Linked DNA regions of Homo sapiens: region 1 is linked to region 2. A link is a contact called in ENCODE Hi-C data. All regions are on one chromosome and are shown on one strand. The core of a region is the stretch at or near the end of the contact, and the rest is flanking DNA. Distances in the headings are between cores, read along the strand shown.

Region 1 (6,501 bases), core at 2,862-5,361, 1.1 Mb before region 2:
GGATTCAGTTTTTCAGTGCAAGAAAACCGTAACCACGGCCCGCCGGGCTCGGGCCCTGCTCTCGTGGCCTCAGCCCCGCCGTGTCCCCGCAATGCCGGAGCGAGGCGGCTGCTCAGGGGCCGCTGCCTACTTCCTTGCCCGCAACACCTACCCGAACACACCCGGCGCTGCGCTAACGCAGCTGCCCTGTCCCGCGAGCCCCGATGTGTGCGCGGCGCTCTGCACACAGGTGAGTTCCCTCGTCGCGTTAAAGCAAGTTCTGATGGCAAGTCCTGGACCACAAAATAGCAGGCTCGGGAGGAGAGAGGGCGAGCGCTCACACCTGCCCACGAAGGCGGCCGTCGGCGCTTTGATGTGCTGAGCGGGATGACAGAAGCCCGAGCTCCTTCCTGAAGTGCTCGCAGGGCTTAATGGAGAACTCCAGGGCAGCCCCTGCGCCGGCAGGGGCACATGGACCATGGCCACCAGGCCCAGGAGCGGAGGGCGCGGCCCTTGGGGTGTGCTGGGGGAGGGAGGGTCGTGCTGGGTGTGTGCGCGTAGACATGTGCTGATCTGTGTGCCGGGGAGACTGCCTTGGCCACCCCCGCGCCTCGCCGGGCCCCCAGGCCTCAGTGGGCGGCGCGCTCCCAACTAGGCCCCGCGGGGTCCCGGTGCATCCGGCCGGCTCCTCCGAAGCCTCCACCGCTGGCGCTCCAGGGAGATGGCAACAGGGCCGGGTGGGTATCCTATAGGGACGGGAGCAAGACAGCGAGGAAGGAAGGGCAGAGGGTCCCTGTCGGGCGTCAGGCCCGAGCTATTGTCTCCCCCGGGCGTTCCCAGACTCGGTCGGGGGTTCTGCGAGGCTCCCAGGGAAGGCCGGCCGCGGGAGGCCGCTGGGTAGGGGCACAGAGGCCGGCTTGCTTTGCTGGGCAGTTTTCACCCCCTCCAAGACAGTAATGTATCCAGATTCCGAAGTTTTGGGAGCTTGTGCCTGCGCCCAGTGTTATGAGGTGGGGCGAGAGCAGCCTTGAGGAAGGGTCAGGAGTCTCTTTCCTGTGTGCTTTTTTTTCTTCCTAGAGTACGGTTTCTCCAAGGCTGCTAAGCCTCAGAGTCCGGGTTCAAGTTGAGTGGATCTGCCGGGAGAGGAGAAGAAGGGGAGCAGGGAGGGCAGCTGGCAGGCTGGGAGAGGAGCAGGCAGGCGGGGAAGGGAAGGGGCCAGTGCACCGAGGGGTGTGTGTGTGTGTGTGTGTGTGTGTGTGTGTGTGTGTGTGTGATTGACAGCCGGTCCAAGGGAATACAAAAATAAGAGGGGAAGGCCGCCTGTATTGGTTACTTGTTGAAATTCCCATAAAATTGAACAAGACTCTGTTCTCAGTGGGTTAAGTCAGGCTAAAATCCTCTCCGGTGTGGTCCTGCCGAGACTGTCTTTGTTTGGTTAACCTCTGAGACCCACATTTAAAAGGCCTATTTGGGAAATTTCACCGTCCAGGGAACCAACATCTTTTGCCCATTTCTGGGCTTTCCTTCTCCCCGGGTGCTCCCGCTGCACACCGGCTCAGGAACACATAAAGCATGCATCACCCTCCAAGCCACTGTCTCATTGCTGTGGGAGGCCAGTGTGAGAGAGTAGCTTGGGGCCTTGCCTTTGACTGGCAGGCCCATGGGATTTTAATCTGCAGCCCTAGGTGCTCCGAGCGAGGGGTTAATGTAAGGGTTTATCTCTGTTCTTCACATTAACCTGGTCAAATATTCAAATTCCCTCTTCCATCCCTACCGTCCCCTCCCACCTTTCACCGCCTTCAGCAAGTCAATAATTTTTCATAATCTGCAACCAGAACAATGTAAACCAGCCACACTACAAGTGGCATCCACAGGGCAGGCGCATTTCTCAGGGGAGTCCTAGCAGGGTCCTTCAGGTCCTGCCACCCAGGACCTGTATCATCAATGTGGGTCCATTGTTGGGCGGGGGGGGAGGCAGGGAAGGGGAGGAGTCTCCAACAGTTTGGTGACCCCCTCCACTGGCAAATGTCCCTTTAGTGAAAGATCCTGGGATCCAGCTCTGTCCCTCCCACCCCCTCCTCTTAACACTTGCCCAGCTGCAAACATCTCGCTGCAGACACCCCAACATACAGAACATATCTGATTCTGACATTTACTTCGGGACAGAAGTACAGCAAAATGAACGCAAGGAAAAAAAGGGACAAAAGGAACTAGACACAGCTTCCTGACCAAGTTCCCCAAAGGCCAGATGCCTTCTCTCCAAGCTAAGTGAGACTCTGAACGGGAGACCTGCAGTCTCCTGCACAGGGATCCCCAAAGAGCCCAGGAAGGCAGGGGACTTTACACCACGCTCACAGCAGCCAGACAATTCTGAAGCTTCGGCTGCTGGCCAGGGATACTGGGAGGACAGTAAGACCCTGATCCCTGCTCCCACGAATAAGATGCCGGCTTTCCCCAGCATCTGCTTTTCCCAGTGCCCTCAGACCTCCTAGCTTCGGGGTCCCTGTTTGTGGGAGTGGCAGTGGCCGCCAGCCCTGGAGGCCTAGAAGCGGTGCGCCCAGCTGGCTGGGCTGGAGCGTGCTGCGTTACCTGAGAGGTCCTCGCGAGCGTTCTGGTGCAAGTAGCTCTGCTCCAGCGAGTAGGAGGACATGCTGGAGTGCAGGCCTGCCGAGGCGGCGGGGTTGCTGCTGGGCGTCAGGGCAGGCGGCTGCTTGAGGTAAGGCGAGGCGCCAGGCGAGCTCCAGTGCGCCGCAGGGCTCGTGTAGGGCGAGTGGCATTCGATGGCGCTCGCCATGGCCGGGGACGAGGGTACCGGGCTGCTGCTGCTGTCCGGCCCGTAGTCGCCGCCGCCGCCGCCCCCGGCCGCACCGACGCCCCCGGGTCCCGCGGGCACCGGGCAGCTGGCCATGTAGGTGGAACCCGGGTTGGGCGACATGTGCGGGACGTGGTGGTGGTGGTGGTGGTGAGGGTGCGCGTGGCTGGGGGCGCCCGCGCCGGCGTCGTAGCCCGCGGGCATCATGTCGAGGCCGCCGTAGCCGCCCTGGCTGTGGCAGCCGAGCGGCGCCGACGGGGGCGCCTGGAAGTCGAAGCCCTGGGGCAGCAGCGACGCCCCGAAGCCCAAGCCGCTCACCACGCGGTGGTACATGGGCTTGAGCGCCTGGCACTTCCGCCTGAAGCCGCGCGGCCGGCGGCGGAACGAGCCCTCCTCGAACATGAACTCGCTGGCCGGGTCGATGGTCCAGTAGTGGCCCTTGCCGGGCCGCCCGAGGCCCTTAGGCAGCTTGATGAAGCACTCGTTGAGCGAGAGATTGTGGCGCACCGAGTTCTTCCAGCCCTGGTAGGCGCCGCGGAAGAAGGGGAAGCGCGCCTGCAGGAACTGGTAGATCTCGCTGAGCGTCAGGCGCTTGCTGGGCGAGCTCTGGATGGCCATGACGATGAGCGCGATGTACGAGTAGGGCGGCTTCTCGGGCCGCCGCAGCCCCGAGCTCGCCTTCTTGGCGCCCCCGCTCCCGGCGCCCGCGCCGCCGCCGCCCGCGCTCTTGCAGGCAGCCGAGGGGGCGCTGGCCGAATTGGAGGAGGACGAGGACGAGGCGCAGGAGGCGGAGGACGACGACGAGGAGGAGGAGGTGGTCTCCGGGGCGGCGGCGGCGGCGGCGGCGGCGGCGGGCGGCGGGCTCATCAGGGCGGCCTGGAGCGCGCCGGGGACCGGGCTGCACGCGCGGCGGAGCGGGGCCGGCGGCGGCCCGCCCTCGGTGGTCATCTGGGACCCGGGAGCGAGGCCGGGCCGCGAGGGCGGGCCCCGGGCGGGAAGCGGAGGCGCCGGAGCGGGGTCGGCCCAGAAGCCCTGCGAGCGCCCTAGCCCGCCGCCCGGGCTGCAGCCGTGGCCACTCCGGGCCAGCGCTTCGGCGTCGCCTCCCTCAGCTCCTCTGGGGCTTCTGGCGGCGGCGGCGGCGGCGGGCGGGAGGCAACGCCCGGCGCATCCCTCCCCGAGCCGCGGGCCCTGCCTTGCGCAACGGCCTCCCAGGCCGCGGGGCCGAGCGGCCGGCGCCGGGCGACTGCGCCCGCGAGTGGGACCGCGGCCTGGACCCCGGGGACGAGCCCGACGTCTCCCTTCAGGAGCGCTCCTCGCTCTGTCTCTCGGACTTCCTCCCTCCCTCGCCCTCCCCGGCCGCCCTCCTCGCTCCCTCCCTCCCTCCCTCCCCCCCCACCCCGCCCTGCCCCCTCCTCGCTCCGCGCCGCCGCGCTCACTCCTCCCCCTCCCGACCTGGCGGCCGCCTCCCTCTCTTATCTCGCTCCCCGCTCTCCAGGGTCTCCTCGCTCTTCATTCCTCTCGCGGCCTCCTCCCCTTTCCCTCACTCACCCTCTTTCCAATTGAGGGATCACAGACTCACTCCGGTTCTGCCAGGGGGACGACCCCCACCCCTCGCAAAACTCGACCACCTCTGACTTCATGAAATATTCTTTCTGTTTGCCCCCCGCAGCAAGCCCCGCGTCCCATCCCAGGACCCAGCCCCGCCCCTCCGCGCCCCCTTCCTCCTCCTGGCCCGCCGGGCCGAGTGGTGCTGCTGCGGGTGCGGCTGCTCGGAGCCTCCCTGGCCGCCCTCCCCAGGGCCGATACTGACTCCATCTGTCAACTTCGTTTAGACTTTGCCGCCCTCAGCCACACGCCGGGGTGCCAGACGCCCAAAGGTAACGTGCCAATCCTCTCTCTTTCTGGCAGGGCCTGCAGGCTCCCCGACAATTGTTAGGGCGACTGGGGGCCGCCGCAGGGTTGCGGGCCGCTGGCGATCGTGGACGTTTTCGGAACTTTGAGCAGAGGGATTTACACTGAGAAACCTAGGCCAAGTTTCAAAGACTCTGGAAACCTGGATCTCATGGGACTTAGGGTTGCATTTGCTTCCACTTCTTCCCCCCACCCCCGCACCCCAGTTAGTGTTCTGTAAGAAAAAAGTGCAAAAGAAAAAGGAAGGAAGGAAGAAAAGAAAGAAAGAGAAAGAAAAAGAAAGACCCTGAGATAAGCGAGATGGCTATATTTATAGTCAGTCCTGAAGGGGTGTGCAGCTGTCACTAGGTTTACATCCTCCGTCTTAACATTGCCCACCCAAAACTGTGCCAGGTCTCAGCTAACTCCTGTCCGAGAACACTTCTCCCCAGTTGTGGCTAATTCCTCCCTAAGTAAGAGTCAGGCTCTGAGAGAGATGTGCCCTCGGGAGCAATCACTTCCAATGAGACCCGACAGTTAGTTATTGGATTACACGTGCAGGGAAATGTAGTCCGACCAGGGATAGGAGCTGGGAGAGGGAGGAGGAGAGCAGGAGGCCGGAGCTGGCGGGGCCTCCCAAGGGCTGAAGGGGGAGGCCCAGAAAGAAGGTGCTGCAGACCAGCGGACCAAACAGGAGGTAGAGCTGGGCACCCCGCTGCGTCTAGGCTGAAAGGACCGAGGTGCACGGGTGTGCCTGCTGGGGAGCCTGGGGAGTTGCAGGAGGCAGGAGAAAGGGAGGTTGTGCAGTAATCAGGAGGAAGACACCAGGCAAAGAGCCTTCACAGCCGCACAGCCTAGGCAGGCCCCCTGGGGCGGCAGGAGCCCTGTGTGCCCCTGGAGTGCCGGGGGACTGCTCCTGGCTGAGTGTGCTGGTGGGGCTGTAGATGCAGAGAGGGCGGGTGGGGAGGGGAGGGGTATGTGGGAGGGGGGTGGGCCGGGGCTGGCCCCAGACAGTGACCTGAGGTTGAGTGGAAGCAGGCTTTTTCCATCAAACCCTGCCTGGATACCACACACAGAGACCGAGTGTCAGTTTACTGCCCTGAGCCGGCTCCTTCTCCCTAAGCTCCACAGTAATTAGACAAAGAAAACCTAAATTAGCTGAACAGGCGTCGACAGCTTCCTCCAGAGCACCCCTGGTACCTACATGGGAATGTGTCCGAAAATGGCTTGATTGTAGCCGAGAGTCAGCTAAGAAAACACCGCCAAACCGAACTCAGTTTACCACTCATTTCCAATAGAAAAAAGAAACAAGTCGCTCTTTTCCGGGTGGGATGTTTTGATTGGGTTGGGGTAGGGCTTCGCAGTTGTTTCCACTTTCTAAGAATTTCTGACTGACTGCTGAGCGTTTTTGGGGGGTGCGTCCCCATATATTTCATGGTATTTTTTTCTCTTGCCCTCATTTGTCATTTTGTGTGGAATAACTTAAAAATACATAACTAAATATGAAAGTAAATATAATGTGTTCACTAAACCAATGCTCTAAGTGCCTAAAATATAATTATTTTCATAAAATAGAAGCTGGAGTGGGGAGGACAGATAGGATCTTAAAGGAGCTCTACTGACATAGAGTTCAGTGTGTGTGTGTGTGTGTGTGTGTGTGTGTGTGTGCTTTAAATGGAAAGAGCCCAGGGGAGAAGCTTGTGGGGGAAAAGGACAATTATCTCATTTGTAGGTGGGGGCGGTGGGCAACGGGCTTTGGAAACATTCAGTACTCATTGTCACTTAGCCATGGACTCTCTCTGATTCTCTGTGCCTGAAAA
Region 2 (6,037 bases), core at 3,538-6,037:
AATTGGGGAAGGTATCATTACCCTCATTTTACAGCCAGTAAGGAGACTGGATTAGCTAACCACCTAAGGTTTCTTAGTTCTATACATCTATGAATCCAGGAAGGAAAAAAATCCTGAAGCTTAGAAACATTTAAGTGACTTCTTCAGGATCACACCCATGAAGCAGCAGTGGTGGAGGTGCCCCAGATCAGGCTTTTTGTTAGCCAGCCCCTCTTAGCAACAGTGCGCTCCCCATGGAAACAAGATGCACCCACTGAAGTGAGGCCTCCCAGCACCATGAGAGGCTTCCCGAGAAGGACAGGGATGGCAGCCATTCCCACCAGGCAGGGTGCTTTCAGAGGACACACAGCAGGGAGGAAGGAAGAGGCCACAAGACCAGGCAGGCCGGATGCTTGATGAGCTAAACGAACCCTGGCAGTCAGTGGAGGGCAAGATGCCAACCAGAGGGTCCTCATATCCTGCCCTAGAATGCAAGGCTTCAGCCCACTTTTAGGCTGATCAAGATAAAGACTTCTTGCACATGAGAAGCATTTGGGGCAGCCTTCTCTGACATAATGTTTGGCTAGAGACTAGTCGTTTGTTTTGTTTTTAATGGGGTATTGTAGTACTGAAGACTAATAAGTAGACAGTGAGGATAGGAGTTTTGTTTATAGGCTCTCCCCCAAAAGATTTGAGGGTTCAGACTCGAGAGAACTTTGAGTCAACTAGGAGTTTTCAAAGGCTCCACAGGAACACGACATTTGCATGCAACACCCTGTTTAGTTTAACCCTAATCTTACCAGAGACATTTACTAGACTAATATCTTAGCAGCGTGGTGAGGCACTCTGCATTGTGGCCGAGCCAGACTGTGGCTTTGAGTCCAGGCTCTGCTACTCACCAGCTGGGTGACCCTGGCAGTTCCCTTAGCCTCTGTGTACAACCAGAAAACAGGCATGAAAATAACAGGATCTACTTCATGGAGTTGTGGCTTACTCTATGTGGTAAAGTACTCAAAACACACCATAAACTCATTGGCAATTATAATTTTGGCCAGTGTGGGGCATCTACCTAGGAATTGCACACACAAACAAAAACAATAAAAAAAAAGTTTTAGTTTCTTGCCTGTAATTACCCCCTTCCTTATCAATGTCAAACATAAAGGAAGAGAGGAGGTGATTTTGGCTATTTGACAAGTAATCGAAGCTATGAGGAGCTTTTCAAGTTACTTTTTAGGAATTTTAAAACTTACTTGGGATGAATTAGCATCTCAGCTCAAAGGAAAGACTTTTCCTATCTTCAAAATCAGTGGAGACTGGGTTCTGCCCTGCCTGGCATTACTTATGCTACCTAACCTCTCCAAATCTCCATTCCCCAATCTGGGCAAATATAAGGTCGTTTGACCTCATAGGGCTACCGTGAGGCTGAGATTTTATAAAGTGTTAAAAAAAATGGTTCACAACTGTGTTGTTGTTGGGTTTTTTTTTTTTTTTTTTTGAAACAGGGTCTCGCTCTGTCGCTCAGGCTGGAGTGCGGTGGCACAATCACGACTCGCTCCAGCCTAGACTTCCCGGGCTGAGGTGATTCTCCCACCTCAGCCTCCCAAGTAGCTGGGACTACAGGCACAAGCCACCACACACTCGGCTGATTGCTTTGTTTTTGTGGGTTTTTTTTTTGTATTTTTGGTAGAAACAGGGTTTTGCCATGTTGCCCAGGCTGGTTCTAAACTCCTGGACTCAAGCAGTCCACCTGCCTCAATCTCCCAAAGTGCTGTGATTACAGGCACGAGCCACCACGCCCAGTCCTGTCTTTATTTCCTCATCTTTAATTTTCTAGAATATAAAAGCCTTTTTCCCCTCCATCTTCTGTATAATCTGCTGCGTACACCTAACGGAAACGGGCACAATATTCCGCCGTACAGGAGCCCGGAACGGACCGACAAGAAGAGCCACCACAGGGATGTGAATGATAAAAACTGCTGTCCCAAAGCACTCAGAATGCAGCGTGCACTGTTTAGACCAGAAATGCTCTTTTGCCAAAAATGACCAATGTGTACGAGATTGGAAAGAAATCTTGTCCCAGTAACCTCAGGGCACACACATTCCAAGTTATGTTAGTTCCAAAGACATTGCACATATTTATAAATGTTCTTAGAAAAGGATTTCTAGGGGTAGCACCTTCCGCTGATTCTGCAAATCAACCATTCTTCTTTTTTTACAGATGAAGCCTCGTTCCAAGTCACACAGTAATATATGGAAAAGTTCTAGTTAAGGTTCTTAAGTTACTGGCCTCCTGCGATCTACTTTGCCACTAATGAACCTTGTGATTTGGGGTAGTTCCTCCTGATCTCACGTTAAACATGTTTACTGCAGCAGGATTCCTTGCCTGGGCTGAATGCCCCTTCTAGGTCACTTTCATCCCATCTTCTGCTTTCCCCACTTTTCTGAAATTGCCTATTTTATCCTCTGGAGCCTCTACTCCTCCCTACCTTGTGTTTGTTCTCTCTCTCACCCCCACACACATACACACCCTGTGTTGTGCAACACAGCAGCCATTAGCCACAGTGACTATCGAGTACTCCAAATGTGGCTAGTCCAAAATGAGATGTGATTTAGGCATAAAATACACACTAGACTTTGAAGGTTAAGTGATCTGGGGGTCCCGAGATTTTTCCTTTCACAAAGACATAGTAAAAAACATGGAATCTTCCATGAATAACTTTATATATTGGTTACATGTTGAAACAATAGTTTTAATATATTGTTAAATAAAATATATTATTAAAATTAATTTCACCGGTTTATTTTTTAATGTGGCTACCGGAACATTTTAAGTTACATATATAGCTCGCATCATATTAGTGCTGGACAATGCTGACCTGTACTGAAGGTTCTGTGAAGAATCTTTGGGTCATTTACCACTGTACTCCCTTTGCCCCCTCCCCACCCACTAGCACAACACCTGGCTCATAGTATGTACATAATCAATAAGTGTTGAAGCAGGGAAGTCTCTAAATCTCTCTATACATGTATTTCTTCATTGATACACTGTGAGTCTCTATTCACAAGATAATAAAAGTCAAGAAATTTATTACCCATTTTGAAAGGTAAAAAGTATATGAATATTACTGCTTTTGTTGAAAAGCATGAAAATAACGTTGATCCCTTAGGCAACCATCTGTATTCCTAAATATATTTTTTGAATTGTATTACACAAATACTATAAATTAAATGCTGAAAACGGTGGAGAGTGAACAGCTCAAGTGGGAAAACTAGAAACAGCCAAAGGAAAGCTGAGATACCACCACCAATGGGAAGGCAAACGGAGCCCACAGACTTATGATGACCATCTTTATTGTTCTGTTTTAATTTAAAAAGCAGAAGGCTCGTGGTGCTGATGGATTCCAGTGCTCATCGGAATATAATACAAGTATTTATCCAAGAGAGAGACAGTCTGTTTCCAAACTTGATCACTCGCCAAAAAAAAAAAAAAAAAAAAAGTGAATACAATTCTCTTTACCAAAATACCCCAGTATTGATATGCAGGTCCCAAACACACAATAGTTCTTTCACAAACTGGGTAACCAGGACACAATAAACACGACATGCGCACGTGAAAAGTTAGCTAGGTTTTCCCTGCCCTACCGTGAATCCGCATTTGCAACACTCCAGCCCCAACACCCAAACCACTGCTGACCCAGTGCTGAGGGACATGAAAAAAAACACAGCCACATTGCCATCCCCACCCAGTGTGGAAGCTGACGGCATGTAGAGATGTGGGTGGGTGGAGCGCAATGAAAAAGTGAAGCAGAAAGACGACTCATCTAATCCAGGACCATTCAAAGACCCGTAAAAAGGTACTTGTCTTTGTTGCGGGCTTTGTAAAGTCTTGTCAATCCTTCCTCGAAACCAGCCAAGTACCAAGTAACAAAATCCTTAACCCTGTGGTTCACATGAATACACCCCGGCAACTCTCAGCTGCCAGAGCTGGAATCTGGCAACTTCCCTGGACGGGAAAGGCTAGCCCACCGCCCGGGAAGTGAGGTGCGGGCAACAAAAGAACACAGGGTGGGGCCCAGAAACGGACGGGACAAATGGAGCAACACAGATTTTCCAGAAGGCCTCATCAGCGCAAGCAGCCAGCAACAGGTTGCCCTTGTTGCAGAAGTCACATAACCTAATCAACTCTGAATCTTTTCTCTCCTCCCCACTATCTAGAAACAGCTCAGGACTTAGGACTCTGTTAACTTCTCTGTCCACAAGAAAAACTTCTCTGTGCTCACAGGCACACACACAGAATCTGAGGAGAAAGAGGAAATTACAGAGGACACCCGTTTACTAATGATGTGGGGGGGGCGGTGGTGGCTTCAAGAGCGTAGTTTGGGAGCGAAGAGGAGGGCAAAAAAGAAGCCACATCCATTCGGAGCTCAGCTGACCTCTCGGCAGAACAAGTGTCAACGCTTTCAAAGGGCGCGGCTTGTTTCAGCCACGAAAACGCACCGGCTGGCAAGGCAGGCGGCTGGGGGCTGCCTACCCGGAAGCCGGGTGGGGTGGGGGCGGGAACACCTCCGAACCCCGACTCCGCGGTCGCCGCCCAGGCGCGCCGCCCCTCCCTCCGCGCCCGTCCCCACCGCGGGAAAGGGCACCCCGGGCTCGAGTCGTCGGGCAGCCGACGCCGGCGAGACGGCAGGGCGTCGGAGCGGAGGCAAACCCAGCGCGAACGAGGGAAGACGTTACCTTGTTCATCCCATTCCCCATGGTGGCTGAAGGCGAACGCTAGCGCCCCGGCCGTGTGGTCGCAGGCGCACTATGGCATGTTACAGGGAGGAGGAGCGGCGGGGCGGGCGGGGAGGAGGCGCGCGGGAGGGACTGAGTGCTCGCAGTGTCAACAAGTCAGCGGCAGGGACCGGCCGGGCAACCCAGGGCGCTCCAGAGACCCGGCGTGGAGGGCAGGGCTTTCTGTGCGGCGGCCTAGAACTTCCCGGCGGGAGCCGGGCAGGGGCACCGGAGCCTATGCCGGGAAATGGTCCCGCCTTGCCGGTCCCCGCCCCCGTGCGCACCGGGCAGGCCCAGCGTCCCTCCTCGCTCCGCCCGCCCGCACCCTGGGATTCGTAGTCGGGTTCCTGGCTGCCGCGCCCCACTCCGCCCTCGCGGACCCCGGCTCGCGGCCGCCGGGCGTGGGAGGCACTAGGCTCGGGCTCCCAGGCGGCCGGCCCCGGAGGCCAGAGCGCGTGCGCGGCCCGAGCCGCCCCGCCGGGACACCCGAGGCTGCGCGGCGGGGCCTGGCGGACGCGCAGGCGCTGCCCTGACCGGGCGGCTGCGCTCGTCTCGGAGCCCGCTCCCCGGCCGGGGGTCTCCAGATCCCCCTTTGGCCTTTTCCCCTGGGGCGACTCCGGGGGCCAGTTACCAGCAGTCGCTACCCAGCCTTGGCTGCCTCCGTGAATCAGGTGCTAATCAGAGGCCTGGTCTCTGGGGGCTCCCCTGCCTGGGTTTTCTGAGTGCGGCAGATTTAGGCTGGGGGATTTCCTGCGGCCCTGCCCCATGCACCAAGACCGAGAAGCCTCGCCTGGTGGGGAGAGGTGGGCTACGTGACTCACCCCGGGGAGGCCCGACCTCCCTACCCTGGGGGAGCAGATGGCTGGATCTCTGACCTCAGACCTCACGGCCTTAGATGATGTGTGTCCCTTAATGTCTGCATTGTGGTTCTGTCTGGAATGGATCAATTTCTAAACTGTAGCAGAATTGTTTTGGGTGTTCTATCAACGTTATTAAACTCTGAAGTTTCTCTCCAGCGACAGAATCCTTGAGCCAGTGGTTTTTCTTCTTAATTTATGTATCCTCAACAATGTCCTGAACATAGTAGGTGCTTAATAAATATTTGCTGAATGAGTACATGCGTCAATCTGACGTGCCCTGGCTCACCCCTGCTGACTTCATTTTATCTTCTTGCTAAGCGAGTTACACACATGCTGGTCTCCTGTCTGTTCCTTGAGCCTGTCAGGCTTGCTGGGCTGTGCTCTCTATCCAGACACCTGGATCCCCAGCTCTCTGCATACCTGCC

What was found. Hi-C counts contacts between places; a loop is a spot of excess contacts on that map. Pooled maps may share reads with other maps.
Region 1: a loop to region 2 is called in a map of mammary epithelial cell, with 4 times the contacts of the local background. The contact joins the promoter of FOXF2 here to the promoter of DUSP22 in region 2. A Hi-C loop is called at or near these places in 1 of 168 maps with a recorded cell type or tissue (mammary epithelial cell) and 5 of 50 pooled maps.

Annotation. Positions count from the first base shown.
Region 1 is chr6:1,387,186-1,393,686 of GRCh38, reverse strand. FOXF2 (forkhead box F2) reads right to left here and starts at 4,111. Exons shown (of 2, transcript NM_001452.2): 1 at 2,569-4,111. The coding sequence starts at 3,739. FOXF2-DT (FOXF2 divergent transcript) reads left to right here and starts at 4,226. Exons shown (of 3, transcript NR_187218.1): 1 at 4,226-4,668. It overlaps MIR6720 (microRNA 6720), which reads left to right and starts at 3,276; the gene lies at 3,276-3,373. RefSeq lists an enhancer at 2,064-2,929.
Region 2 is chr6:291,237-297,273 of GRCh38, reverse strand. It overlaps DUSP22 (dual specificity phosphatase 22), which reads right to left and starts at 4,787. Exons shown (of 7, transcript NM_001286555.3): 1 at 4,714-4,787. The coding sequence starts at 4,734. RefSeq lists enhancers at 468-627, 4,055-4,314, 4,607-5,107, 5,108-5,608, 5,535-5,824 and silencers at 3,495-3,554, 3,565-3,624, 3,504-3,660, 4,405-5,424.